Linked DNA regions of Mus musculus: region 1 is linked to region 2. Evidence: chromatin loops called from intact Hi-C (ENCODE). Cell type or tissue: gastrocnemius. All regions are shown on one strand. Links, peaks and the distances in the headings refer to the core of each region. The heading gives the core; the rest is flanking DNA. Region 1 overlaps Ap1b1 (adaptor protein complex AP-1, beta 1 subunit). Region 2 holds the start of Gas2l1 (growth arrest-specific 2 like 1).

Evidence for each region. A loop is a pair of places that touch in the nucleus more often than their neighbours do. Peaks named below come from ENCODE experiments on the same cell type or tissue, not always from the same donor. Only the 100,000 strongest peaks of a DNase experiment are listed, where the experiment ranks them.
Region 1: it touches region 2 in a loop (7-fold over the local background); 19 of 42 quality-filtered maps call a loop at or near these places.

Annotation. Positions count from the first base shown.
Region 1 is chr11:5,009,581-5,024,484 of GRCm38, reverse strand. Ap1b1 (adaptor protein complex AP-1, beta 1 subunit) reads right to left here. Exons shown (of 21, transcript NM_007454.3): 2 at 14,893-14,904; 3 at 11,498-11,603; 4 at 8,744-8,879; 5 at 7,634-7,879; 6 at 6,279-6,469; 7 at 4,983-5,204; 8 at 1,268-1,388; 9 at 18-113. Among named protein-coding and RNA genes, the nearest start is that of Ap1b1, 30 kb to the right of the region's middle. In gastrocnemius, for the core only: CTCF peaks have their summits at 6,771 (motif pointing left) and 8,601 (motif pointing left); a DNase peak (open chromatin) is centred at 8,549; H3K27ac peaks cover 823 bases.
Region 2 is chr11:5,057,397-5,072,300 of GRCm38, reverse strand. It overlaps Gas2l1 (growth arrest-specific 2 like 1), which reads left to right and starts at 6,974. Exons shown (of 7, transcript NM_144560.3): 1 at 6,974-7,086; 2 at 7,207-7,464; 3 at 7,823-8,475; 4 at 9,600-9,707; 5 at 9,790-9,886; 6 at 9,975-10,146; 7 at 10,484-11,926. The coding sequence starts at 7,843. The coding sequence ends at 11,510. Ewsr1 (Ewing sarcoma breakpoint region 1) reads left to right here. Exons shown (of 17, transcript NM_007968.4): 13 at 659-781; 14 at 1,143-1,305; 15 at 1,578-1,675; 16 at 1,821-2,073; 17 at 2,198-2,614. The coding sequence ends at 2,237. It overlaps Rasl10a (RAS-like, family 10, member A), which reads right to left and starts at 14,173. Exons shown (of 3, transcript NM_145216.4): 1 at 13,777-14,173; 2 at 12,744-12,868; 3 at 11,916-12,503. The coding sequence starts at 13,995. The coding sequence ends at 12,236. In gastrocnemius, for the core only: a CTCF peak has its summit at 6,550 (motif pointing right); DNase peaks (open chromatin) are centred at 6,609, 6,968, 8,063 and 10,275; H3K4me3 peaks cover 4,296 bases; H3K27ac peaks cover 4,016 bases.

The sequences.
Region 1 (14,904 bases), core at 4,074-12,073, 49 kb after region 2:
TCTCAGAACCTACTCACCTCCACCTTGATGGCACAGCGGCCAATGGCACGCACTGCCTTCCGTACGAAATCCACGTCTACTTCTGTAGCATACTCTTTGAGTTCTGCCAATACCTGTGGTCCAAACAAAAAATAGGTTGGATGGGTCTGATGAAACAACCTGTTACAACTCCTGGGTAATAGGAATGCACAAACGCCCAAAGGGACATGATTCTGCTGCCTGCTCACATGACAGCCTCCCCCAGGGGTAGGGTGGGTATCATTAGGTTCCTCAAAGGAACCTGAAAGGTAGAGGATGACTGTGTAGCAAGGGACAACAACCCTTGCTTTATATTAGCAGCTACTATATCCAAGTGCATTATTGTGTGTGTGTGGTACTGGGGATTCATCGGGGGCTCTAAGTAGATGCTCTAACCACCCACCTACACTCCCAGCCTCAACTACTGCTTTTGGGGGCTTTGAGACAGTCTCTCACTGGCCCAGAGCTTGTGGATGAAGCTAGGCTAGCTGGCTAGCCAGCCCCAGGAATTTACCTGTCTCTACCTCTCAAGAGTTGGGATTATAAAGGCACACCACCAAACTCAGTTTTTAAAAAAAGATCTATTTTTTTATTGGTGTGTGTGTGTGCGTGTGTGTGTGTGTGTCTCACAGAGGACAGAAGGCGGCATCAGATACTCTGAAACCGCAGTTCCTGGTGTTTGTGAGCTTCCTGAAGTAGGTGCTGAGAACTAAACCCATGCCCTTTGAAAGAGGAGTGAGACTCTTAACTACAGAGTCATCTCTTCAGCTCCCTTAGGACACCACTTACAAGTCTTCATAACTGGCCCTAGTAAGTGCTTTACTGACTGAGCGATATCCATCCCTAGGTGTCCAATTATCACTCTTCAGTGAGTAAGTGACAGGCCATAGGGAGAATATGTGAACTTTTTGAGTAAATGTAGGAAGTCTACACGTTGCCCAGGATAGTCTTGATCTCAGGACTGGTGATTCTCCTGCTTCAGGAGCCCAAGTATCTGGGACTTCAGAAGTGTACCTGGGTGCACAGCTTAAGAACATTCTTCAGTAGTAAAAATATTAGTTGGTTTTGCCTGTTTAAGTTGGTTTTGCCTGTTTACAATGCTCTACAGCCCACCCGCCCCCTGCTGAACTCTGAGACAAAATGTCAACACCGAGCATGTTTAGCCGACCTGACCTACAGACACAGCTAGTAACGGAAACTGTCTTGACAGCAAAGCTTGTGCCCCACACCACATACTCTGCTTGCTTGCCTGGGCAATGTTGGCCTGGGAGGCCAGGCGGATCATAATGTCCAGTTTCTCCAGCTTCACGTAGATGGGGTCATTGTACTTCACAAAGAAAACCTTCATTTCATGCTTCAAGATCTCTGGCCTGGTGGCAGGACAGGATGCCCAGAGAACAAACAAACAGACATCATAAGATCTTTAAGGAAGCTATTCCACATCTGCTGGAGAATTCCTGGGCTGCAGGTGAAACCTGATTTCTAGGGAGGCAGAACCTCTATAAGATTGTGTGATTATCAGCAGTGGTTCTGCCTGCTACAGCTTGTTGGGCCATATCTCAGGAAGGGAAAATAGTTCAAGGTTAGCAGGCAGCATTCCTAACCCATGAAATAAGAATGAACTATGCAGGAACAATTATTACCACCACAGGCCCAAATCTGCTAGTATTAGATCTTGTGTGATAAACTCAAACTCTGGGAACATTCATCCTGTTCATTCAATGATAAAGATGGTTGACTGCACTACTTATAAACTACTTATGATTTATGCTCAAACCCTGCTTTCCTTCTGGAGCCCTAAAATATTGGAGTGTACCCCTAATGCACACCTTAGGTACCCTGTCTCAATTAGGCTCCATGGGCAGAAACATTCCACACACGCTGTCTGTCTCGTGTGACCCTCCAACAGAGGGAAAGCCCATGAGGAAACGTTTCGTGACTTTTTCCATATTCTCCTTTATGACCAAGCTGCAGGCGCTCTAGGAATTCTTTGGGAGGAGCACAACGGCTGACTATTGGGAAATGCTAGCCAGCTTCAAGACATAAGGCTGAGTCTGTGGCCACAAACAGACTCTTGTGAGGGAGATGAGACATCTAGGATAATCAATGTCTGCTTTATGAAGGCACTTGCTAATAGGAACTGTCACCTGATGAGCAATCTAAGTGTGCCCACTGCTCATCTGCTGCCACCTGCTGCCCTCAATGGTCCCACAGGACGTGTTTCTAAAACAAGGACATTCAGAAAGGTTACAAAGCTTGGATCTGTCACACACTAAACAGTTGAGAGCTTGATGGTAAAAGGCACCATCCGATTCTACTTCTGTGCCCTTTCCAAGACAGAAATTAATAATTCTAAAATAAAGTTTCAGCCAGGGATGAAGCTTGTGATGGGCGCAGAGGAAGGAGGAACTCAGGAGTCTGTGCTGTCTATAAACTATGTGGAGGGCTGGCTGAGTGAGCTCTGGGTATCTATAAACTATGTGGAGGGCTGGCTGAGTGAGCTCTGGGTGTCTATAAACTATGTGGAGGGCTGGCTGAGTGAGCTCTGGGTGTCATATAAACCTATGTGGAGGGCTGGCTGAGTGAGCTCTGGGTGTCTATAAACCTATGTGGAGGGCTGGCTGAGTGAGCTCTGGGTATCTATAAACCTATGTGGAGGGCTGGCTGAGTGAGCTCTGAGTGTCTATAAACCTATGTGGAGGGCTGGCTGAGTGAGCTCTGGGTGTCTATAAGCCTATGTGGAGGGCTGGCTGAGTGAGCTCTGGGTGTCTATAAGCCTATGTGGAGGGCTGGCTGAGTGAGCTCTGGGTGTCATATAAACCTATGTGGAGGGCTGGCTGAGTGAGCTCTGGGTGTCTATAAACCTATGTGGAGGGCTGGCTGAGTGAGCTCTGAGTGTCTATAAACCTATGTGGAGGGCTGGCTGAGTGAGCTCTGGGTGTCTATAAGCCTATGTGGAGGGCTGGCTGAGTGAGCTCTGGGTGTCTATAAACCTATGTGGAGGGCTGGCTGAGTGAGCTCTGGGTGTCTATAAACTATGTGGAGGGCTGGCTGAGTGAGCTCTGGGTGTCATATAAACCTATGTGGAGGGCTGGCTGAGTGAGCTCTGGGTGTCTATAAACCTATGTGGAGGGCTGGCTGAGTGAGCTCTGGGTGTCTATAAACCTATGTGGAGGGCTGGCTGAGTGAGCTCTGGGTGTCTATAAACCTATGTGGAGGGCTGGCTGAGTGAGCTCTGGGTGTCTATAAGCCTATGTGGAGGGCTGGCTGAGTGAGCTCTGGGTGTCATATAAACCTATGTGGAGGGCTGGCTGAGTGAGCTCTGGGTGTCTATAAACCTATGTGGAGGGCTGGCTGAGTGAGCTCTGGGTGTCTATAAACTATGTGGAGGGCTGGCTGAGTGAGCTCTGGGTGTCTATAAACCTATGTGGAGGGCTGGCTGAGTGAGCTCTGGGTGCTCTGTGGGAAGGGAAGTGAGATGGGTAGCAGGAAGATGACTTCCATAAGCAAGACTTGGCAAAGGCCACCGTGTCACGTCAGGCTGGCACAGGTCATGACCCCATGACACAGACAATGTCTTAAGAGACTATCATGTCAAATATAGCACAGAGGACCCTGCATGCTGACCAAGCTCCTATATTCTAACTAATGCAGTGGCCATGCACTGCACAGACACCCGCACTGCAGGAGCAAAGGCCAAGTTTCTTCACATCACTTAGGGACTTGGGATACTTTACCCATGTTTACCTTCCAAATCTTCGCAAATGTGCCAGCTCAGTAAATATCTTTTTTTTTTTTTTTTTTTTTTTGAGACAGGGTTTCTCTGTGTAGCCCTGGCTGTCCTGGAACTCACTTTGTAGACCAGGCTGGCCTACAACTCAGAAAATCCACCTGCCTCTGCCTCCCAAGTGTTGGGAGTAAAGGCGTGCGCCACCACCACCCAGCTCAGTAAATATCTTTAGCCCTCTAAGAAACATCAAGGCCGGGCGGTGGTGGCGCACGCCTTTACTCCCAGCAGTTGGGAGGCAGAGGCAGGTGGATCTCTGAGTTCAAGGCCAGCCTGGTCTACAGAGTGAATGCCAGGACAGCCAGGACTATATAGAGAAACCCTGTCTCGAAAAAAAAAAAAAAAACAAAAAAAAAAAACAAAAAAAAAGGAAAGAAATATCAAGAATCCAACAGATGCTGTGACAAAGAGTACACTACCTTCCTGGGGCCTGACCACCATGCTCCTGGTTCTTGGGAGCAGACAGCAGGAATGAGCTGTTATCACTAAGCCCCGACTACAGAGAGATCTATTAGACTAAAGGCCAGGAGATTTTAGGAGGTAGATCCTGACCCAGCTGCAAGATGCCCTCCCTCAGGGCTGCCTCAGAAGAGGTCACTTCTGTGACACTTCTGACTGGTGCTGCTCATAGCACTTCAGACATTCCCCATCTAGCGCTGGACCCCTTCCTTGGGAGCAGTGACTTCCTGAGTCACTCCCTTAGGAGGAGAAAGCAGGCTGCCCAGCACTCTACTTCTCCCTAGGCCTTGAGGTTATGCCAAGTCCACCATCCCTCACCATCTCTAATGTCTCCAATTTTGAGGATTCTGATGAGGCCTATGAACTTTGTTCCCAAGCAAAGTGCACACATACAAAGTCTTCAGATCTCAAGGACTGTGCAGGCTCTGAGCTGCCCAATGTTGGAGTAGCATCACACTTACCTTTACCTGTCAGTCCTCTCTGAGGCTGACCTGGGAGTGCACAGCAATTGCAGGGCACTGAGCAGTGTCCCTGGTCTCTGCCCATTGGATGTCGGTAGCAACCTCTAGTTGTGAAAACCAAGTATGTCTCCAATATTATCAAGGACCCCGAGGGGAAAGGCACTCTGGCTGAGAACCCCTTCCTACATGGTGACAAATTGGTCTCCCTTGAGGGTTCCTGTCTCTAGTACATGGCAAACGTGTGGTCGTCGCTGTACCTTTTCTGTACAATGAGATTGATGTTGCGCAGGGCCACATACTGCAGCTCTGGCTCTGCGGACAGCAGTGTGACCAGGGGAGGGGCCAGCTTCTTGAGCAGTGTGGCATAGTAGTCCAGGTCCTTGGACAGCATCTCCATGAACTTCATCAGCACCTTCACCGCAGACAGCACCACAGCAGAGTTGGCATGGGAGAGTCTAGGAGTGACCCGCTCACAGATGCTGCGGTCCAGCAATCCCAGTAGAGCAAACAGAAAGAGAAAGAGAGAAGGGAAAAGTTCTGTTTCACTTTTTAAAATAGCATGGTTTTTTGTTTTTGTTTTTTGGGGGGGAATTTTTTTTGAGACAGATGTAACCCAGATGGGCTATGCAGCCAATGACTTTCTCAAGCCAAAGGCTGTTTCCTTTTTCCCCCATTTTTTCTTTTTCTTCCAGTACTAGCACTGAACCTAGGCCTCATGTCTGTGAGACAAGTGTTCTACTACTGATTTTAACACTCTGATCCTCTTAACTCCACTTCCAAGTGTTGAGACTACCCACACACCACCATGCATGGTTGATGCAGTGCTGGGGCCAGAACGCAGGGCTTCATGTATGCTCAGCAAGCACTCTACCAACCAAACTAAATCTCTGGCTAAAACAGATTATCTTCTATAGAAGGAAGGCCTCCTTGTCTGTTGCCTACCGACTAACAGGCCCAAGACACCGTGAGCCTCAGTTTCCCCATCTTAGAGTTGATGCATGCAATCATGTCTGCAGCACAGGCTTGCAGGCATGTAAATGAACAGAATGAGTGCAGAGCCTGACAGGATAGATACCTCTAACTGCCAGCTCTTTCTCTCTCTCCCCACTGCCTAAACACTCACTCACGTTGGCCATGACAGGTCCAGCTGGGTGAACTACACAGCTCCTCCCCACTCACTAACTCAGCTTCCTCGTCTGTGAGGTGGGCTAGGCCGACAGGGCGCATGTCACAGACTTGAAGGTTACCTAACATGAAGGCATGCAGCAGGTACCTAGAAAAACTACTGGTTTTGGAGCTACAAAACTCTTGATTCAGCCCAGACAGATCCTTGTCCGTTTCTGGCTCACAGCAAGCAGGAAGCTCATTGCCTGAAACCATACAACTGATAGCATGGCTCTGGAGGTGAGTAGCGTGCTAGTTCCCTTAAAGTGTGTCTGATGCTAGGAAGAAAGGTCTTGGAAAGAGGCCCACTCAGGTCTGAGGCCCCACGCAGAGAGCCCCGTGAGGACCATATCCAAGTAGGCTGGTAAGCAAGGGGTTGGTCTGCTCACCTCTGGGCCTCACGGTCATCCTTGGGCATGTAGTTGGCCAGACAGTCCAGAATGAAGATCTGGCCCCATTCAGTGCACTCATTAAGGGCTGTCAGCAGCTTGTTGATAGACTGTGGGTTCAAGTCAAGCAGGTTGCTACTGGGGTGAGACTCAGCGATCTCTGACAGGGCAGCCACTGCATTCGCTACCACCTGGATGAGAAGGTAGAAGGGTAGAGGCTGAAGGTACTGCTCAAGTCAGGGAGCACAGAGGCTAGTGACACTAGCAGATCAAGATGGGATGTTCTGTAAGGACTATGGTATGACCCTACTGGTAGGTTCTAGAGCCCCAAGAAAGTCTGGCCTATGACAAGCACTCACCCTACGGACCCCTCTGTAAAGCAAAACTAAAATTAGTACACCTGCCATTGAAAAGAAGTGGGGAAAGTAGCCCAAGTCCAGGGACCTCGCATTTTAAGACAATGCCTGTTAGCAACCCAACTTCCCTCTACTGGCCAGAGTGCTCATTGCAGTGGTTGTCAGCCGTGCTTCTCCGAGACAGAAGAATCCTGCACATCTCGTCAAGGCTGCTGGTAGTGGATGTGGGCTATAGAGGGGTTTACTAAATGTTTCGGCCAGGACAACTCCTTTTCTGTACAGTCTACAATGTTTTCATCTTTCCTCTCTGACACAGTGGTCTAGTTAGCTGTCTTTAATCTATGAGCAATCGGTGTTTCTGTTGGATACAGAGTGGGAGCAGTGCCCAGTGTTTTAAATATTCATTTTTTTTCTTACATAGTTTTCAATTTTTAGAAAAATCTTGTTATGCATCAATGATTTGCCTTTAACTCTCAATCATCCTGCCTCAGCCGTCTGATTGCTGGGATTACAGATCCTCACAATCTTCACTGCAACCCCTGCCATCACAGTGAGTGAGGGGATTGGGTTCCCACCTAATACATCCTGGTGTCCTGTCTTCTGCACTGTAGGAAGAGGACTACGGGCCTGGAGATGACAGGAGGTCTTGGTTAGGAGTTACTGACATGACAGTAACTGGAAAGCGATAGACTGACTGTAGTCACTGCTTGCCAGATCAGGCCAGCTCAGGTTAGGTATGTGACCTCCCAAAATCTAATGATGAGACAAACAGGGCTCTGAAAGATTAGGGAGCTGTCCTAAATGTAGCTAGTTTGAGAGGCTCACAGGAAATCCAGGCCTAGTTCCCTGCAAACCACCACAAGGAAGAATCACAATTAGATATTCAGCAAGGCTCTAACTTCTAAGGTGGAAAGCTAGGTGAAGGGCCAACCCAGGTTGTCTTCTCAGGCAATCCAGGAGGAGTCTGTGGAGGCATCACAATGACTGCTAGCAACTCACCATGGGGTTAGAGTCTGAGATGAGGTCTTTAAGCGTGTCCAGGAAGCCCTGGTCTTCTACCAGCTGGGCATTGATGTCATGGAGCTTGGCCACACACACAGCCGCTGTCTTGCGCACATATGGGTCTTCATCCTTCAGGCACTTCCGGAGTGGTTCACACAAGTACTCTGTAATCTTGTCAACTCGGATGCAGCCCATAGTCCTCACAGCCAGGGCCCGGATGAGAGGATTGGGGTCCTCACAGTCCTGAGGAGAACCAGTCATTGGCCAGGGGCAGGGGCAGAGGCGGGATGAGTCACCTGTGGCTTCCTATTCTTCCTGGCCTCCAGCTCTGTGCAACATCAGCTGCTGTGGGATCTCCACTGACCATAGTCAACAATAGTCAAAGCAAATGCCACAGAATGGATGCCAAGCATTTGTCACATCCTGTGTGAGAGGCTCTACACACTTTCTCTGCTCTTCCTAAGGCCATTTCCCAACCAAGGAAGGCGGGGCTTTGGAGGTTATGGGCTCACCCAGTCAGAGCAGAGTAGCAATCCGAACCTCAATGCTCTTAGCACCATAGTCTTTTCTTTTTGAGACAGGACCTTGGCATGTTGCTCACTATATAGCCTAGCTACGACCTACTGTCATAGTGATTCTCCTTCCTTAGTCTGCCAAGTGCTGGCATGATAGGCACATATAGCCACAGAAACCCCTAAGTTTCCTGTATGCGAGCATCAGTGGGCTAGGAGTCAATGTCCAAGTTCATGCTTTGCTCCTCATCTGGTAACAGAAAACATAGAAAGGAGTCATATGGAAAGGGAACAGAGCTGCTCTTGGATGCCTGCTGAAGTCTGTGCTGGCAGTAGGCACAGGGAATGACTGCCCAGCCCAGGAGAATGAGAGGCCAGTAGGCCTGGTGCCACCTCACAGGGGGTGAATGAGGCATAGTCTGTGGTTCTGGAGAGAGAGGGAGCCCTCTGCTGGAGGAAGATGCCCTCAGCCTGAACAGGAAGCCTATAGTCTGCAATTGAGCCCAAGTGCCAAGCACTCCAAAAAGACGGGGACATGAGAGAGTGAGCAGCCCTCTCTCACCCCTGTCCCCACTTCCACTGGGTTTCTACTCGCCTTCACAAAGGTGTTGACAGCCATAATGGCCATGTCAGGCTGACTCTTGGCATAGTTCATCAAGTACAGGTACACCAGCTTCTTTAGCTCCAGGTTGTCTGTCTGCATGCAGTTCACCACATCAGGGAAGAGAGCACTGCAAAATCAAAGTAGCATCAGAAGTGGGTGAAGACTGAGAAAAGAGGGCTTTTCAGGCAGCATGGGAGGGAAGGGATGACAGGGAGAAGCAGGGGACAGGTTTCTTCATTTGTTTGTTTTCTTTTTGTTTTTATATATATGTAAGTACACTGTAGCTGTCTTCAGACACTCCAGAAGAGGGCATCAGATTTTGTTACGGATGGTTGTGAGCCACCATGTGGTTGCTGGGATTTGAACTCAGGACCTTTGGAAGAGCAGTCAATGCTCTTATCCGCTGAGCCATCTCTCCAGCCCCAGGTTTCTTCATTTGTAAAGAAGGTGCAATAGTAGGTTGACTTTGGCTGGGGCTGGGACTTAATGGTAGAGCACTTGCCTAGCACATACAAAGTACAGGGTTCAATTCCCAGTACTCCTCCCTACCTTCTGAAACCCACTTTTCCAGGCCCTTGTGATACTTAAAAAAGAGAGCATTCCTGAAGCTTCTGGTCTTTGCTGCATTACTAAGTCTTTTTCCATTCCTAACACTTCATTGATCCCTTATATTGAGTTGCTGGCTCCAGAGCATCTCAGGGAAGCAGGGCTGAAGGGACAGGTTTGGCATCCACTAAGAACCAGCAAGGTATATGGTGCATATGCTGTGTGCCAGGCTTGGTGCTAAGGGTTAGACATACTTCATCTCATTGAACAGTCTCAGGAGGCCAGGAGCATGTTCCCAATTCATTACTCTGAGAATAAGAAATCTTAAACAGTGGTGGTGGTGGTGGTGGTGGTGGTGGTGCGTGCATTAAGTTATTTTATTAATCTAACACTGACCAGGCAGAGGCAGGTGGATCTTGGAGTTTGAGGCTAGCCTGGTCTACAGAGTTCCAGGCCAGTCAGGGCTACACAAAGAAGCTCTGTTTTCAACCTGCATGCCCACCTCCCAAATAACATGAAGAGCCAGCTCTATGACTGTTGCTGTTCTTGACAGTACTCTTCCCTATAGGGTACCAGAGTGGTCACTGCAGAGTAGAGGCCCTGAGATGTGAAATGCAAACATCGGTTTTCTGGAATCTGAGCCATCATCCTGTCTCAATTCTTGGGCTTTCATTGCCAAGAACAAGGAAGCATAGAACATGAAGGGGGCACCCAATAGGCCAGGTTCCCTCAGAGCTGCAATGGACAAAGTCACCTGGAAAGATGGCACAGCAGAACAGAGCCACTGTGGAGAGGAAGAGGAAGTGAAGAGCCTGAATGGCTCTAGCAGGTGTCATGAGCAAAGCGAGCTCTGTTAGGAAGTGACAGTACTGTTCTAACTGAAGGAGGACAGTTTTTCTTTCTTGAAAGTATGAGACCTAGAGATGTCCAACCCTTTTAACATGTTTTAAAATCATAGTTGATTGAGTGTGTGTGTGTGTGTGTGTGTGTGTGTGTGGTCAACAGCACATATGTGGAGGTCAGCAGAGGACAGTCTCGTGGGTCCTGGGGACTGAACTCAGGTCACCAGGCTTGGAGGTAGACACCTTACCCACTGCGGCACTTCACACCCCAGACACCCAATCCTTTTACACTCTGACCTAATGAGGTATCTGCTAGCGACTCTCCTAACCTGGCTGCAGAAGGGCCTTCCCTAAGGTTAGCAATGGGGTGGCCAATTTGTGTGGAAGCCTGGGACAGTGGGAACATTCTGTAAGGTCCAGCCAGAGAGTACCAGAACCTCTGTGGCAGGTGCACGGTACCATGACATACAGAGGACAGAGTCTGGATTCTGAAAGGGCCAGGCTTGATTTCTAGTTCTGCACTGGCCATGTGACTATTTCAGTCATTTTCCTCATTCTTTGTCTCATTTATTTTGGCAGAAGAAACATCATTGCATCCAATGGGATGTGTAGAGAACCTGAGAAAACGTTATCCAAAGGTTTTCTATAGATGGGCCAATGAAAACACAGAGCAGGGCTGGTGAGATGGCTCAGTGGGTAAGAGCACCCAACTGCTCTTCCAAAGGTCCAGAGTTCAAATCCCAGCAACCACATGGTGGCTCACAACCACCTGTAACAAGATCTGACGCCCTCTTCTGGAGTGTCTGAAGACAGCTACAGTGTACTTACATATAATAAATAAATAAATCTTAAAAAAAAAAATGGAAAGACAAAACAGTAAAAAAAAAAAAAAAAAAAAAAGAAAACACAGAGCAGTCATGAAATCTATCACCTGGAGACTTCTCAACTTGACAGGCAGTTAGACACAACTATATCCAACATGAAGACTGACTAGACCAGAGTGTCAGAATGGAGAACAACAAAGCAACAAACCCACATTTCCTGTTGTTAAGGAAAACAAACACCCGAGGGTGCCCAGCTGTCCTGTGCTCATTTTCCTTACCAGGCAGCAATCTGCAGGGCTTCTGAGAGGCTTTCTGCTGCACCCCCTGAATGCCTGCTGCCCTTTCATCCCAGTCTATTTCACTCCCTCCCTCACTGTCTGAGCCATTAGTATTTCAGCTTGTCACTCATGTGCAAACAGAATCCTGTGTCTGGAAATGAAGTTTGTCAAAGGAGCCAAAGAGTCAAACTGGACCTAAGCTATGGCACCTCGTGTTGGTCAGCACCTCGCCGTCACCAGCTTGCTCCTGCATACCTGACATCTTTGCCCACAGTCATTGATGCAATCACTTTCTTCACTGCCTCCTTCTTCTTCTCCTTCTTGTCACTGTTAAGCTCTGCCTTCAGCTCAAAGATCTCCCCTAAGGAAAGAAGACAGCCATGAGCAGTTTATCCCCATGTGTAAGATGACTTCTTGCACCAATTTCCCAGAGAACTAGGTGGAGGCAGAGAGCAGCTTTAGGCCCTTGGCTTTAGGAAGGACAAGAGACAGGAATGGTGAAGAGAAAGGAAGCTGATAGGAGCCTGGAGGCCATGTTGGAGTGAAGAAACAGGAACGAGGATCTTGAAGGGCTGCTCAGCTAGACTCCTAAAAATGCACTGCAAGCTCTCCTCAGTCTTCTCCCTTGCCCTGATTCCTAAAGGCTGAATGGAATTGGGGTACTGGGTGAGGGTGAGGTGGGGGAGTTGGTTGATCTCACATGCAGGCTTTTCCTGTTTTCCCAGAAGCCTGAGCTCAAACAGCTTGCTAAGGGTTTCACTTCCTCAGCCTGGAGACAGGAATTCAGCTATTCTACAAGAGCTGCAGCATGTAACAAATTCTGTTCTCAAGAACTTGATGATGTGGAAAAAGGAAATGTAGACGTGTGGTTGCCCCCCGGCCCCATGCCCTGGACACGGTCAGGACCTGCTAACATGTTAGGCAGCAGACAGCTCCTGAGCCTTTCACTGAGCCCAGCACCACACTAATTTTTTCCGTATTCTTTCTTATTTCATATTCAAAACAACCTGCCTTTCCCCATTGTATAAGTGAGCAGTGGAGGCTGTTCCATAGCAGATGAGACAGGCTAAGTTGAAAACCAGGTTTGTTCCTTGCAAATCCTAGGTTCTAAACAAATCCTTTGCTTGGCTGGCTCTGCCATAGACACCCGTTTGCCTCTCTGACCCCATTTTCTTGCCTGTTCTCTCTGGACTGGGCAATGAATTCTCTCACTTACTCTCAGCTGTAAAGTGTCCATCTCAGAGCCTGGCACTCTGTTCTGCATCAAGGACAGCTGCTGATATTAATTAGCCACATGAAGAATTCTAGACTTAGGTTCTTTTTCGTGAGTCTCTTTGGGTGGGGTGAGATAGGGCTGTTATGTGGGGAAAGGGATGAGAAAACTAAGTAGATTCCTAATGAGAAAAAAAGATGAGGGTTTGTTTTTTTTAAATCATGAACACACACACACACACACACACAGTAAACACAGTTGCCTGAAAATGATGACCTAGCAAAGCCTGAGCAGGGACTCACTAAGGACATTGCTTAACAGGGCCAGGAAACTCTGTAGATCCTGTGGTTCGTGTTTATGAAGGAACACATCTTCCTCCTGCAGGAGGCACCTGGACCCAGCAGCAGTGACAGCCTTGAGTCTGTCCTCACAGAGATGTCACTGCTTTACTCAAAGTGTGTGTTGATGGGTGGAGGTCAGTCACATCTGCCCTAAGAATCCACCAGTGAGGTAAGCTCAGGCAGACTGCTTCTGAGATGCTGTCTTTCTCCAACAGGCCCCCCAAACAGCCATTATGCCTGGTTCCTGAATCCCATACAGGGCAACCAGTTCCCTCTACCTGCAAGACTATACCCCCAGATTGGTGCTGTTGTGTCTCAACAGAGTTGTAATCCTAGTTTCCCTAACTCTCTTCAGACTTTTATTACAATCTTCTTTGTATGGGCCCTCACTTTAAAAATGGACCCAGAATCAGCATCCAAACGTTGACACCATTGCATACACTAGCAAGATTTTATCGAAAGGACCCAGATGTAGCTGTCTCTTGTGAGACTATGCCGGGGCCTAGCAAACACAGAAGTGGATGCTCACAGTCAGCTAATGGATGGATCACAGGGCTCCCAATGGAGGAGCTAGAGAAAGTACCCAAGGAGCTAAAGGGATCTGCAACCCTATAGGTGGAACAACATTATGAACCAACCAGTACCCCGGAGCTCTTGACTCTAGCTGCATATGTATCAAAAGATGGCCTAGTCGGCCATCACTGGAAAGAGAGGCCCATTGGACATGCAAACTTTATATGCCCCAGTACAGGGGAACGCCAGGGCCAAAAAGGGGGAGTGGGTGGGTAGGGGAGTGGGGGTGGGTGGGTATGGGGGACTTTTGGTATAGCATTGGAAATGTAAATGAGCTAAATACCTAATAAAAAATTAAAAAAAAAAAAAGGACCCAGAAGCCTGGCAGTGGTGGCACACACCTTTTATCCCATCATTTGGAAGGCAGAGGCAGTGAGTTCAAGGCAGTATAGAATGAGTTCCAGGACAGCCAGGGCTATACAGAGAAACAAGTCCTTGAACAAGAAAAACAATCAATAACTGATCCAGGGTGTCAGATTTAGATTTGAATCTAGGAATGTCTATTTATGTTCACTGTCTCAATTTCTCTCATAGTCAGAGAGGATCCAGAACAGGGCTTCCCATAAAACAGGTTAGGCTTGAACTTGCTATGTATCCAAGCATGGCCTTTAACCTCTGATCTTTCTGCCTCTGCCTCCCAAGCTGAGATCCAGCACATGTGACAAGGCTGTCTTACCAAACTAAGCAACAGCTGGACTAGTGAGTAAAATGCCTGCTGATGGGCAGACTTTGGGATCCAACTCAGTGATTCAACGAAGTTAAGTAAAAACTGGAGAGACAGCTAAGTGGTGAAAAGCATTTTCAGGACTGGGTTTGGGCTCCCAGTATCCACATGGTGGCTCACAACTCTGTGACTCTTATTCTGAGGATTGAACATCCTCTTCAGTTTTCATGGGTGAAGACATACAGGCAAAACATCCATGCAAACATACAAATATGTATGTACACACACACATTTAAAGAAAACTAAGATCTTTTCACCCTTGTCAGCAGGCACTAGAAAGGACAGATAAGGAAGGGCAGGACAGAGAGGATAAAGCATACTTGCCAGCCACAACATCTTCCACCATTTCTTTAAAAACAGAAAAGGAATAAACTGTCCAAAGACATTAACCTAGCTTAGTAAACTGCACTGCAGCAACTTAACTGGCTTAATCCTGAGTCATGAGGACTGCTGGGAAATGCTTATGAGGATGTTGAATGACTAACAGGGTAAAAACAGCTGCTACAACATGAAGAATAAAGCTCAGCGGTAAGAACCCCACCCCACCCCCAAGCAGGGCTGCTGACAGGCTGTGCACTTTCTCTAGGGAGAGAGATTATATTTAATGTTTTTAAGCCATGGGGAACAAGACACAGACTTCCCCTCATGCCTAGTGTTACTGTTCTTGTCTGGGTTCTAAAAGGAACACTTAGGTCTTTACATCATCAATTTCCATGCTGCCTCCAGACCCCACCCACCTTCCCCGTGCTCCCCAAGACCTGGGGGATGTAACACAGGTCTGTGGTGAAACATACAGTACCTTTCTTGGTTG
Region 2 (14,904 bases), core at 2,595-10,594:
TTGTTTTTTTGAGACAGGGTTTCTCTGTATAGCCCTGACTGTCCTGGAACTCACTCTGTAGACCAGGCTGGCCTCGAACTCAGAAATCCGCCTGCCTCTGCCTGGTTGCAGAGGTGCGCCACCACGCCCGGCTGATGTTTTTTAAGTAAAGATTTTATTATGTGGGCAGGCTGATTTTTAAACCTGACAGTCCTGCAAAATTCTAGAATTACAGGAATGTAGTTTAACATCTTTTATTCTCATCTCAGCAGTGAAGTTGTTTTGTTTGTTTCATTTTCTTTCTGCTTGTGTAAGAATCTCATGTAGTCCAGGCTGACTCAAACTCCATCTGTAGCTAGTACTGACCTTTGAGCTTCCTGATCCTCCAGTCTACTGCTGCTTCCCAAATGTGGAGATTATAGTCCTAGGCTAATTGGCTGCCATGCTCGGTTTTATGTGGTGCTGGGGATTGAACCCAAGCCTTTGGCCGTGTTAAACAAGCCTACCAACTGTGATACTTTCCCAGCCAGACCAGGAAAGAGCCTGGAGGTTGTGAGGGGCCAGGTTTCATGCTTCGGGAAGTCTGGAGTTGAGTAAGGTGGAGTCTGCTGAAAAGTGACTGCTCAGAGAGGGATGTTTGGAGTGTGAGGCTCACTGATGCTCTCTAATCTTTTTCCAGGGAAAGATTTTCAAGGAAGCAAACTTAAAGTGTCTCTTGCCCGAAAGAAGCCTCCAATGAACAGCATGCGGGGAGGCATGCCACCTCGTGAGGGCAGGGGGATGCCACCACCACTTCGTGGAGGTATTAGGCACTTTGTTTTAGCTATTGTGCTGTTATGTTAAACGGGGTTGGGTTGGGTTGGTTTTGGTTTTTTTCCCTTGAGAAACTTAGTTGAATAATAAACAAAGAAAAGGTATGTAAAATTGATACTAGGCCATTGAAAGCCAACACTGCATTAATAATATGGGTTAACTAGTTAGAGGGAGTGGAAGCTCTAGAGAACATCTGCCCAGATGTCAATTTCCTTCTATGAAAATGCCATAGTTGGAGGCTACATGAAATGACGCAGAAAGAATAGTGTGTGGATAGCACTGTGAGTTTACAGGAGAGGGCACCATGACAAAGCTGCTATAGAGAGGTGATGAACTGTTTGTTATTGCAGGTCCTGGTGGCCCAGGAGGCCCTGGAGGACCCATGGGTCGCATGGGAGGCCGTGGAGGAGACAGAGGGGGCTTCCCTCCAAGAGGGCCCCGAGGCTCCAGAGGAAACCCCTCTGGAGGAGGAAATGTCCAGCACCGAGCTGGAGACTGGCAGTGTCCCAATCCGTATGTACTTCTCCCAGCAGATTGCGTGCTAGTGATGACACCCTCTTCCCACTCTGGGACGGGACGGGACGGGACGGGACGGGACGGGGGGGGGGGGGGGGGGGGGGACACACACTCAGCACTGACTGCTTCTGGAGGTTCAGGACGGCCTGGGGTTGTCTGCAGGTCCTTGTGCTTTGTGCCTGAAACTCCATAACTGTGTAGAGTGTGGTGTGAATCTCCACCTTTCTCAGTTCTCTTGGTGATTTCTATTGTGATATAACTTTATTCAGGGGCTGTGGAAACCAGAACTTCGCTTGGAGAACAGAATGCAACCAGTGTAAGGCCCCTAAGCCCGAGGGCTTCCTCCCGCCACCCTTTCCACCTCCGGGTAGGTACAGGTTTTCTGGAGCACTTCAGCTTCCTGGTGATTGAGTAGTGTCTGCTCTAGGAGAAGGATTAGCAGATCTACCACAGCAGGTCTTCAGTCTCGGCTTTTACTCCTGACTCACCTGTCACTCTTGTCTCTGCCTTAGGTGGTGATCGTGGACGAGGTGGCCCTGGTGGCATGCGAGGAGGAAGAGGAGGACTCATGGACCGTGGTGGTCCTGGAGGAATGTTCAGAGGTGGCAGAGGTGGAGACAGAGGAGGCTTCCGAGGTGGCCGTGGAATGGACCGAGGTGGCTTTGGTGGAGGAAGACGAGGTGGTCCTGGGGGGCCTCCTGGACCTTTAATGGAACAGATGGGAGGAAGAAGAGGCGGACGTGGAGGACCTGGGAAAATGGATAAGTATGTGGTGGGAGAGCACTGCCCCTTCCCAACCTCTGCTGCAGTGAGTCCTGGGGTGTCTGGGGTCTCTCACAGGGTTTTCTGTCCTTTCTCATTTTGACCTAAGGGTCCCTTTGCTTTGCAGAGGCGAGCACCGTCAGGAACGCAGAGACCGGCCCTACTAGAGACCTGCAGAGCTGCATTGACGACCAGATTTATTTTTTAAACCAGAAAATGTTTTAAATTTATAATTCCATATTTATAATGTTGGCGACAACATTATGATTATTCCTTGTCTGTACTTTAGTATTTTCACCATTTGTGAAGAAACATTAAAACAAGTTAAATAGTAGTGTGCTGAGTTTTTTTTTGTTGTTGTTGTTTTTTGATTTGTTCTTTTTTTTTTCCTTTTTAAGATGGTTGTTTTAAGACTTAACAATGGGAACCCCTTGTGAGCATGCTCAGTATCATTGTGGAGAACCAAGAGGGCCTCTAATTGTAACAATGTTCATGGTTGTGATTTTTTTTTTTAAATAAAATTCCAAATGTTTATAAACTGTCATCCTCCTCCTCTGTTCTCGTGTATGTCCAGTTCTTTCCAGCCCTCGCTAGATGGGAGCAGAAGCTTGTGATGCCCTCGAAGATGCCCACTGGAAACCTGTGCTCGCATCTCCAGCTCTTGGCTTTACTGGGTCATTTGTTCCCTTCCAGAAGGCTCTGAGATGACTTATCATCATTCCAACTCCCACTATCTGAATTCACAGGATCGCCCTGTGCCTTTGCTGGGATAGCAGACCTGATCGTGTCCTCTGCAGTGCCAAGTGGTCACTCTAGTCCTTTGCTGCCTTCTTCCGGACTTCAAAATGGGGCTTTCCCACCCAGCTCATTTATTTATTTGGTCTTTTCGAGACAGAAACCTCTGTGTAGCCCTGGCTGTCCTGGAACTCACTCTGTAGGCCAGGCTGGCCTCGAACTCAGAGATCCGCCTGCCTCTGCCTCCCAATTGCTGGGATTAAAGGCATGAGCCACCACTGCCCAGTTTATTTTTTGTTTTTTAAGAGGGCTTTTCTTTGTAATCTCTGTTGTCCTGGAACTTGCTCTGTAGACCAGGTTAGCCTCACAGAGTGGGCCCACCCTGTGCTTTTAACTCAATTGGCACCCTTCTTCCAAGAGCTGCCTCTGCTTCAGTATGCCAGGAAGTAGGGCTTGGTTCTGTCACAGCAAGTAACTATTAATACCCCACACCAGCCTCCATCTTAGTTTATCTGTCCATTTCTAGTAATTATAAGGCTATGACCACCCACAAACGAACTTGACTCCCTTTCCCCATCCTTGCCGTTTTTTTCAGAGGCCAGAGCACTTTCAGGACACTGGACACAAGACCTTCATTGGTTCCCCAGCATGCCTGAGTGAACTATCAAGACCTCTGATCTCAACTATTGTCTCACCACAACCCTGCTCTTCCTTTTATCACTGCAGTCAAGCCCCACGGGACAGCACCATCTACACACAGTTGTGGGGCCTAAAGTCATTGCCACCAGGCTTCTTCTACCAGCCACTATGTCAAATGTCCTCACATGTTAACTCCAAACACCTGCTTGGAGAGAGGTCAAAGAACTTGCGCATACTCGAGTGTGGTAGTGCACACTTGATTCCCAGCACTCAGGAGATTGCAAATAGGATTGCAAAATTGAGGTCACAGACTTCCAAATACTGAGAACTGGAGCACTTGCCTAAGGGTGGATCAGTGCTTGATCGCCCAGGCAGTGTAGAAGCCATCCTAAGGCTGGTGGATGCCTCGAGGGAGGGAAAGGACGACAGCAAATAAATTTAAAGCATAATTTTATGGCCCTACAGCACAGGCCTTTATGTGGGAAGAGGTTCACTGAGTGCCCCTCTTTACTTCAGTACAATCAGGGTCCAGGGCAGCAGCTGGCCACTCTGCCATCCCATTCTGCCTTGTAGGGGTGTGGGGGCAGCACTCAAGTGGACTGCGTTGAACCTTCTGCTTTGTTCTGGCAGGGCACTGGACAAAGTCCACAGCTAACAGCATTCTGAAACTTGTGAATTTGATAGGTCCTAGACTGGGCTCTGCTCACATACAAATAGTTGTCTCTGCTCTTGGATCTATAAGTATCCAGGATTCTAGTACATCAGTGAGGTCTGCATTACTGTCATGTCAGGAAATCCCATACTAGAGGCTACAGTATGGAATAAGACTCAAACAGGCCCCAGATCAAGGGACTAGATTTGTCTTTGTTACTCTTCAGAAGTAGTAGTAGACATGTCTCCATCACCAGGCCACCCGGAGTTGAACTGATAACTAGTATTTTGACAATTATGATGTGATAACTACAGTTCCATTTTACAGATGAAGTCACTGAGGCTTAGGGAGATTAAGCATGGTACCTAGTTTTTGTGTAAGAGTTTCATATTGAAACATTCTATCCCATCCTTTATGAAGCTCTTTAAAAAGGAAAGTAGACAACTCAAAATGGCTTCAGGAAGTCCCTGGAACAGACCAGATTCACTAGGCCCCAACTTGCCAGGATAAGTAGAGCCAAGCTGCAAAGAAAACTCTCAGACAAGCCAAGTTTTAAAGGAGACTCTTGTTTTTGTTTTTTGTTTTTTTTCGAGACAGGGACGGTCTCTCTGTGTAGCCTTGGCTGTCCTGGAACTCACTCTGTAGACCAGGCTGGCCTCGAACTCAGAAATCCTCCTGACTCTGCCTCCCGAGTGAAAGGAGACTCTTGAGACCAGAGCAGCTGCCTGGAAGAGAGTTTTAGACCAACTGAGGCACCTAGAAAGGACATTCCAGAACCTGTTGAGCTGCCTGCAGGCTATGATCAGGTTCCCATCTTTGGGAGCTGTCACTCATGCTTGGGTGGGCCTTTGGTGATGCTGCTGTTTGAGCCATGTCTGTTCTTGTAACTCCAATAAAAATTGGGCTTTTGTGGTTTCAGTCCTTTGGTCTGTTGTGGGTTCCCTATCAGGAGTGCACAGACTTGTGTGTGACATCTCCCCCAGGAAGTTTGTCAGACAACACTGGTGACCAACAGAGCTTAGATTCAGTCTTCTATGTCCAGAACACTGAAGCACAGTGAGGTGGCTATAAGTAGGGGTCAAATTCCTGCAGAGCTGCTGATGGCAATGGTACCTTAACCTCCCCAGTCCTCAGCTTCCCTAGATCTACAAAACCATCATATGAGGCTGGATAAGGGAACCTGCCACCATGCCACAATACCCAGGATCCCACATGGTGAAAGGCAGAACAAACTCCCAAAAGTTTGCCTTGCCTACATACCTTGACACAGACACACACTCACTAAACAGATGTAATAAAAAGTATCGGTGTATCAGATTATTTTGAAGATGATTGCTGGGTATGACGGTTCATTACTGCTTGTTCCAGGACAAGTCATTTCTCAATTCCTTCACTTAGAATTCAGTCTCCATAGCCAATTCTTCAGGACTTCACTCCCTGCTAGGTGTTATTTTTTTTTTTTTTTTTGTTTAACAACTCCGTGTCCACAATGTTCACCCCCAAACCTGGGATTTCTCCCTCATCTATACTCACACACTCACCTCACTAACATACATCATCAGTTTTCAACAGGCAGTCAAGATCCAGCATCCCCTCTCCCCATTCAACCTAAACCACTTGCCTCCCTCAGAGGCTTCCCTGACCCTGACCCTGACGCTGCAACAACAGCAGTTACAGGAGCCCTTATGGCTGCTACGTCAGCCTCTCCTAAATTCCTCCTTAGAGAGAGGCCTGGGATCCCAACAGAGAGAGCACACCATGAGTTCAAAGCCAGCTCAGGCTACATAGCAGAACTCTGTAAAAGTAATGACATGGTGGAACATTCCTTTAATCCCAGCACTCAGGCGGCAGAGACAGGCAGATCTCTATGACTTTTGAGGCCAGCCTGGTCTATATAGGGAGTTCCAGGCCAGCCTGGTCTACATAGTGAGATCCTGCCTCAAAACCACAACAAACTCCAACAATAATAATTTAATAATAATTAACAAATAAACCGGGGGCTGGGGAGATGGCTCAGTGGTTAAGAGCACCAACTGCTCTTCCGAAGATCCGGAGTTCAAATCCCAGCAACCACATGGTGGCTCACAACCATCCGTAACAAAATCTGATGCCCTCTTCTGGAGTATCTGAGGACAGCTACAGTGAACTTACATATAATAAATAAATCTTTAAAAAAAAACAAACAAATAAACCTCTCTTCCATGACCTTTGAAAAGCATGGTCCACAAGGCCCTAATGTTTCACCACTTCAGCCTTGCAAACCTACCCATTTTTCTTTCCTTCTTCCTTCCTTTCCTTTTTTTGAGATAGGCTTCCTCAGTGTGAAAAACTTTCCCTCTAGATGACTCTCAGCTTCCTCCGTCGCCTCCTTCCTTGATCTGAGTTAAAATTAAGTCCACACACCCCCACAAGATTTCCAGTCTCTCTCCAGCATCTCACTCCTCTCTCGGGCGACAGTAGGGGGCAGGATTCCCTAGATCTTCCAGGTTCCTCCTAAGGCGTGTAGTTGCCCCTGCCACACCCCCTCTTTTAACCTAACCCGCAGCCACCTTCCGATCCCTGAGCCTCATCGTCCTTGTACCTTAAGCTATCCCTGGGCCGTCCTGCAGGAAGAGCACCCAGTTATCTGACTTGCAGAGGTCCACCCGGGACGGAGGTGACTCTGCAGTCCCCGGCCCCTATCGCTTCCGGGGAGGCCACTGTCACGGGGGAAGGACAGCTGAAAGGATCTGAACCCCGCCTAGGAAGACCCAGACCCGGAGTTAAAGGGGGGGTGAGGTGGGGGTGATGCCTTAGGGCCTAAGGCCCGAGAAAGGCACGGCCCCTTTAAGAGCGCAGCTCCGCCCCTTCCTGGCCGGATCCAAATTCCAGGGGGGCGGGGCAGAGCGGACGCCTGGAAGCAGCGATCTCGGGCGACGCCTGTGTGCGGCGGCGCGGCCCGGCTCCGGCCCCGCCGGGGCGATGCTCCCCGGGGCGGCGGGGTGAGCCAGGTGAGCGCGGGGACCCCCAGGAGCCCTAGCCAGAGTGCCTGGAGGTGGGCCGGGCGGTGCGGGCTCTCTGCTTCCCAGGGCTGTGTGACCCTGACTGGGCACTCACCCTCTCTGGACCAGGCCTCGAGCACTGCGGAGGCTCGCGGGGGCCGTTCGGAGTCCCGGCCTTTCAGGCACCAGCTCGGGCGGCTTTTCGCAGCAGGAATCCGGCCTGCCTGGGTGACCCGATTCCTCCACCCACTGCTCTGCGACCTTCGGCGAATGCCTGCCCTTACTGCGCCTCAGTTTCCTCATCTGTAGAATGGAGACGCGGTCGCCGCTCAGCCTGTGGCGCGGCCCTTAGCGGAGAGGAGAAGGGAAAGGCGGGACTTCGTGCAGGTTATGGGCTGAGCAATGGAAACAGTCTCTCCGTGGTTCTGGGCGAGGCTCCTCTCCTGTCCCTCCCTACCCACATGTCTTCATGTTTTTAAATGGCATTTCTTCCTCGTGGGTGCCAACTTGTCCCCAGCCACCCTCTCCCGACCAGCCAGACAGCAAACATAAACACTACAATGGTGTAAATGTTACTGAGTCCCTTAAAGCAGGTCATGGCACCGTGAGAACAATGTGGTGCTACGTTTGCTTGTTCACAGCTTGCTCTTAAACTTAGCGTCTCCCCTGAGTGGCGGGCTGGTAGAGGTGGACCATTCTGAACCCTTTCGAGTCTTCACAGCAATCCTGACCTATGTCCCCACAGTGACTCCACTGGCTCTGGGCATGGCGAACCCAGTGGCGGGCATCGCAGGCTCTGCCGCCAAGAGTGTGCGACCCTTCCGATCCAGTGAGGCCTATGTGGAAGCCATGAAGGAAGACCTGGCCGATTGGCTCAATGCTTTGTACAGTCTAGGTCTCCCCGGCAGTGGCGATGGCTTCCTCACGGGGCTGGCCACAGGCACAACCCTGTGCCAACATGCCAACGCTGTCACCGAGGCTGCCCGGGCTCTGGCTGCTGCCCGTCCAACCCGAGGTGTGGCCTTCCAGGCACACAGTGTGGCGCCTGGCTCCTTCATGGCCCGAGACAACGTGGCCTCTTTCATCGGCTGGTGCCGGGCTGAGCTGGGCGTGCCTGAAGTGCTCATGTTTGAGACAGAGGACCTGGTGCTACGCAAGAACGAGAAGAGTGTGGTGCTCTGCCTGCTGGAGGTCGCCCGGCGTGGGGCGCGCCTTGGCCTGCTTGCCCCGAGGCTGGTACAGTTCGAGCAGGAGATCGAGCGGGAGCTTCGAGCTACCCCTCAGGTTTCCAGCGTCCCTGCTGCTGAAGAGGATGTCACTGAAATTGCCACTGTACCAGGGGTTCCCACCCGCACACCCCGCATGACGCCCAATGACCTTCGAAACCTTGATGAGCTGGTGAGTCTTCTGATATCCACATTGGGTGTCCCATCCCGTCCCGTCCCGTCCCCCCCCCCCCATCAGGGGACCAGATGGCAGAGCTAATACCTACCCCAACCCTAAGCCTCCAGGGGCCCATTCTCAGCAGCCTTCCCCACTAAGAGTACATATGGTGACTGCCAAGTGTGTACCTGGCCACAAAGAAATAAGCTCAGAGAGGCAGAGGTGCTGAGTGAGGCCACACAGCTCAGGTGGGTCTGAGGCAGGAGATCAGCTTTTAGTATTAAATGAGCGGCAACTAAGTTGAGTGCTTTCCTTCATTTGGAGGACTGTGACTTGGGGGGTGCCAGGCAGATGCATTGGCAGCCTCAGACCTGGGGCTGAGTGGCCGCTACCCGGGCTTGAGGCTATATATGTAGGAAGCTCTTGGCAAGAAGCCTGGTACACAAGGAGGGTCTGGGAAGACACCAACCCTGGTGCCCTGATAGAGAGCCTGGCCCCGCTACCACTGCTCCTGGGAACAGGAGGTGCACTTGGGAGCACAGGAGGTACAGACCCCCAGCTCCCTCCGCCTTTCCCAAGACCGATGTGTCCCTGACACCCCCGCAACTGGGCCAAGAGTTTCTTTCTTATCAGGAGCTTAGGACTATGATGTGCCTGCCCAAGTCAGGCATCCGATGGTTGTGGGCAGAATGGTGGCCCGATCTCCACCCACTCACCCCCAGCCTCCACCCCCCCCAACCCAGCTCATTCCCTCTGGCACCGGGCTGCCGTGGGTAGGCCTCCCACATAGCCAGCCTGCCTCCATTGACAAGTATGCAGTAGTGTCCGACGTGGTACCCTCTGATTGCCATGCTCAGCTGGGAGCATGGCCCCCTGCACTCATCTTGAACCTTCCCGTCCAGACTGTGGACCTCACCAGTGTGAAGATGTTATGGGCTTAAGGCCTTTCAGAGTGTTTCTTCCAGGAGATAGGCCTTGGCTTCTCCTCTTCTTCGAGTTGGCTCTCAGAGCCCCCACTGTGATCAGGCAAAAGGTCCCGTGTAGGCTGGAATAGTTACTTCCTCCTGGCCCGCAGCTGCTTGTTAAACCCCAGGAGGGATTTGACCCCTGACCTTCAGCCCGCTCTTCTCTGCCTTCAGGTAAGGGAGATCCTAGGCAGGTGCACCTGCCCCGACCAGTTTCCCATGATCAAGGTCTCCGAGGGGAAGTACCGAGTGGGAGACTCCAGCTTGCTCATCTTCGTGAGGGTAAGTGGGGGGAGGAGAAGCCCAGGCCAGCACCTCAGGGGTGGCCTAGGAGGCCCGCAGTGACCTGCCCTTCGGCCCATAGGTGCTGAGGAGTCACGTGATGGTGCGAGTGGGGGGCGGCTGGGACACACTGGAGCACTACCTAGACAAGCATGACCCTTGTCGCTGCTCGTCTTCTAGTAAGTTCCTGGTGGGGGTGTGGGCCACAAGCAGAGAGGGGCCGGTTTCTAAGGTGTTGCCCCTCACTTGCTGTATCCATTCCCACAGCGCACCGTCTGCCCCAGCAGAGGACCGGGACTTTCTCCCCGCAGAGGGGATCACCCACTCCTAGCCCCCGCCCCGGTAGCCCAGTCCCTGGGAGTGAGCGCAGGAGCTCCCGGCCCGAAGTAACCCCCATCAGCCTGCGAGGCACAAAGGAGGGGCCTGAGACCCCGCTCAGGTGAGAGGTTGGAGGATCGATCACCTCCGGAGCTCCAAGGGCTGGTGGGGGTGGGGCGTCCGCCTGGGCGCGATGACTCACACCCTGGGAAAAGTTCCCGTGCGTGGGGGCGGTACCGGCTTTCCATCTCCATGGCAACCCAGACAAACCAACAACACAGCTGGGGCGGGCTCCGGGCGGTGGCTGATCCAACCCTGGCTTCGGAAGCCAAGGGCGGGAAGTCGCGGCCTCAGCCTGGACGCTCACTTGTGCCTGGAAGTCCCCTGGCAGAGCCCGAGCCTCACCAGCTCGCTCCACCCGCGCCAGTGATACACATCTCTCTCACACCCCACCTCAGGCCCCGCGATCAGCTGCCCCCCCTTCCCCGCTCCCGCCGCTACTCTGGGGACAGTGACTCCTCAGCCTCCTCTGCTCAGAGCGGCCCCATGGGTGCCCGCAGCGACGATTCAGCCACTGGCTCCCGGAGGGAGCGGCCCAGCCACCGGCCGACCTCCTGTCTTCCGGCCTCCCCGAGACGGCCGACCGCGCCTCGCAGCCAGTCTCGAGACCGGCTGGACCGGGGACGGCCCCGCGTGGCCCCAGGAGGCCGAGGCGCTCAGCTGTCGACCTCCAGCCCAGCAAGGCGCACCCGCAGCCAGAGCCGCGAGGAACAGGCGGTACTGATGGTGCGCAGGGACCGAGACGGCCAGCACTCGTGGGTGGCCCGGGGCAGGGGTGGCGGGGGATCAGGAGGTTCTGGGAGGAGTACCCCGCAGACTCCGCGTGCCCTCAGCCCTGCAGCACCCCGGCCTTCCAGGGGCCCCAGCCCCGGCCCAGAGCTGGCTGCCACACCTGCCAGCATCTTCCGCACGCCCCTGCAGCTTGACCCACAGCAGGAGCAGCAGCTGTTCAGGCGCCTGGAAGAGGAATTCTTAGCCAATGCCCGCGCCTTGGAGGCTGCTGCCAGCCATACCCCCATGGGATCTGCCCCTGACCCTCCAGCTCCGGACTCTGCTTACTGTTCATCCAGCTCCTCGTCTTCATCACTCAGTGTCCTGGGTGGCAAATGTGGCCAACCTGGGGAGTCAGGCCGCACAGCCAATGGGCTGCCTGGGCCCCGCAGCCAAGCTCTGTCCAGTTCTTCCGATGAGGGCAGCCCCTACCTTGCTGTAGGAGGGGCACTGGATGCAACCAGGAGCTCTTTGGCTGGCCCAGAACCCTCACTGACCTGGGCAAGGGGGCGGATGGACACACAACCAGACCGTAAACCCTCACGCATACCGACACCTCGGGGACCCCGCCGCCCATCGGGACCCATAGAACTCGGGGCTTGGCATGCCCAGCATTCGGTCACCCCAAGGACCGAGCCAGATTCTTCGATGTGATGGACCGGCTTAGCTACACCCACACCCCATTCCATTTTCTTTGTGGCCTTAACCTACCCTTTGCATCAGGGACCCCCCTTCCATCTCGAGCACCAGACCTCATGGGACCAGACCCCACGGGACTACATGGCACAATGGGACACCTGTTGTACATTCCGGTTTGGGGGATGAGCATTGCTATTTAATTACTAATATTATTGAATGCCTTAGAGGAGACCGGGCCAGCCCGGTGTCCAGAGGACCTGTGGTCCAGTAAGCAGAACCTCTGACAGTAAAGTCTTGCTCCAGCTCCTGTTTTTTGGGGACTGAGCCTTCATTATATGTTGGGATTCTAGAGTTAACTGCCTAGAAGCCAGACCTCAATGCTCTGAACCTGCATATACCAGAACAAGAAACCCTTAAATTGTGCATTTACAGTTTTTGCATTTGTTTTTATTACCTGGTTAGGCATGGCTTTAAAAGTGTCTCCAGTAGCCAGTCCAGCCGTGGAGAGGTAGAGGCAGGCGGGTCTATGTAGTTCAATATGAGTGCTAGAAGCTGTTCAAATGCCTCTGATCACATTCATAGTCAAGTCCTTTCCATCTGTGCTTATGACCCAATAAGGTCTCAGGTAAAACTGACCTGTCCAATGATTGGGAGTTAGCTGGGTCCAATCAAGATCAAAGAAAAGTCCGATGGCCAGGAGTCTGGGTGGGAGCCTGCTTTCAAGAGATTTCCCTGTCCAATCACATGAGGCTGCAGCGCGCTGGGTGCAGCGCCCCCTGCAGGCGGAGGGTCGGATGTGCAGGACGTGTGCGCACCAAAGCACAACGCAGAAGCTCTCGGAAGAGACGCAGCACGTGCCAATTGTATTTGGCTGAGCACTCGAGGTAGCCACAGCGCCAGCCCCTACGAACTAGAGTGGCCAGTGCACGGCGAGGTCCGAAGCGCAGCCGCTGACGGTCCCGCTTGTTGCCTACCACCAGGATGGGTGCCTCTGGTGCTCCCGCCGGCCTGGAGGCCCGATGGAGATGAGAGACGCAGTGCTGGAGACTCCATGGCCAGAGGAACCCACCCCATGTGTACAAATGAAGGCGAGTCCCCTGCTATGGCAGACACACACACACACCCCGGTGTGCTAAGTGTCTCATACAGCAAGAGACCTTCAAGTGGGCACAAAGTATGATCTAGAAGCACCCAGGCCATAACTACCCGCTCCCCTAGCAAGACCTCCACCTCCAGTCAAGCCCTCACCTGTTTTCTGCTATACGCTGCCTCAGGGCTTTAACATAATCGAAACTGTCGGGGCTGCAGATGTCGTAGACCAGCACAAAGGCGTCTGTGTCCTGCAAGCTCCAGTCTTTAGGGTCCGGCCACTCCTAGAGGGTAGAGGCTGGGGTTTACTCCAATTCAACCTCACTCCCCGTCACCTCCCAGCAATACTCCGGATGGGACGCGCCCTCCCACAGGCCAGACTTCCCAGCCGTGCTTGGATCTTGTCAGTCCTTAGCCCTCCTACTTCCTGGGCCACCCGTCAACCTACTATGCTCCTACTGCCTCAGAGCCTGGGATCTGCCGTCCACCGGCTGACAGATGGTAACTGACTGTCCTGGTGCAGCTGTACAGGTGAAGCCTCTGGCTTGTCTCTTGCTGCTCTTTCCCCCTTGCAATATTCTTACAGCTTCTTTCACCAAAACTTCATTTAGCCTCCCAGGTGCTGCTCAAATGCCAGCTTTGAAATGAATGCAGCGCCAAAGACTGGGAGTCTGAGGGTGCGGTGGCCCCCTCTAGAAAGGGTACTCCTGTGTCTGGTCCAGTCTGTCACAGCGGCGCGGCTCAGCTCAAGCTGTGCCACACACTGACCCAGACACCAGCCTAGGCAGGCAAAGAAGACAAGAAACAGCCACAGAGCCGGGCGTGGTGGCGCACGCCTTTAATCCCAGCACTTGAGAGGCAGAGGCAGGTGGATTTCTGAGTTCAAGGCCAGCCTGGTCTACAGAGAGAATTCCAGGACAGCCAGCACTGCACAGAGAAACCCTGTCTCGAAAAAAACAAAAACAAAAACAAAAGAGAGAGAGAGAGAGAGAGAGAGAGAGAGAGAGAGAGAGAGAGAGAGAGAGAGAGAGAGAGAGGAAACAGCCACAGGGCACCTACAGGTTAGCGCAGGAAGCTCGTATGCAAACTACCTAGACACACACACTTCAATCCCAGAACGGGCTCGGGCGCCCTGGATCAGTACACATGGGCACCAAGTGTACACACACCCCTGGCCCCCTCGAACCGCTACCTCAAGACTTCTGGGGCTTGAGCCGGGTCCAGCGACGTCACCATCGCGGATACTCAGGTCGTAGACCGCGCCGTCGAGCAGCACCGCGGGTCGGTAGAGGCAGGGACTGTCCGTGGGTCGGTGGCGCTCAGGATAGTCACCAAACAAGAATTGGCGGATGATGGCGGTCTTACCCACTCCCGGAGCACCCAGAACAGCCACCCGCAGGCTGCCGCCCATGGCTGGCCCGCGCTCCCGCGCCTGGCACCGGGGAGCTTCATGAGCCCGTTCTGCGCCTTGCTTGCCCGGCCCGGGATACCCGCATCGCGTCGCCTACAGCACCTCAGCCACAAGAGGCCAGGCCTGAGGATCGAGCGGGCGGACGCACCCGCAGCTCCGCAGGAAGAGTGCACCCGGTGCGGTGCAGACCCGCCCCCACCTTCAGCTCCGTCCCCTTCTCGCTCCGGCGCCGGGAGCCGCCGCCCCAGTCGGCCGCGCGGGCGAGCAAGCGAGCGGGGCCTCCCGGAGGCGGCGATGAGGTAACTGTCCGCCCCGCCCCTCCCGGGGAGGGTCGCGGCCCAGTGACTGCCAGGCGGGTCGCCTTGTTAAAGCCTGGTTCCCCAGGTGGCAGTCAGCTTCCCTCAACCGTTTCAAAACCGAAGCCGCTGGGCGCCACCTCCCTGTTCCTCCAACACCGCTGGCTGCAACCTGGCTGTTGACCAAGCCCAGGCTCTTAGAATCAGGCCACTTGGGGTCAGACCCAGTCCTGGTTGAATGACCTTGGGCCAATCGTCGCATTGGACTTTTTGTCTGCATCCCGGTTGTCCACCAAAGGCCGATGGCTTCAAAGCTTCCTCCTGTTTTGTGAGACCCTGGGCACCAACTCCTTTTCTGGGCTCTCCCCTGCATCATCTTCGAACCGCAGCCTCAACCTGGGTACTCGTGGTTTAAGGAGGAGGGAACTGAGACCCTGGAGAGGTATCTCAAAGTGAGAAGGACACTGGGACTCCGTCCCGGGCCTGCGGGCCACTTTTCATTACACCTACAAGGACAAACGACTAGAAGAACACTGTTTCAAAGGACCAGCCCAGAGGGGGTGGGGAGTGGAGACAGAAGGGTTTGAGCCCAGCACAGAAGTCTGCTCAGCAA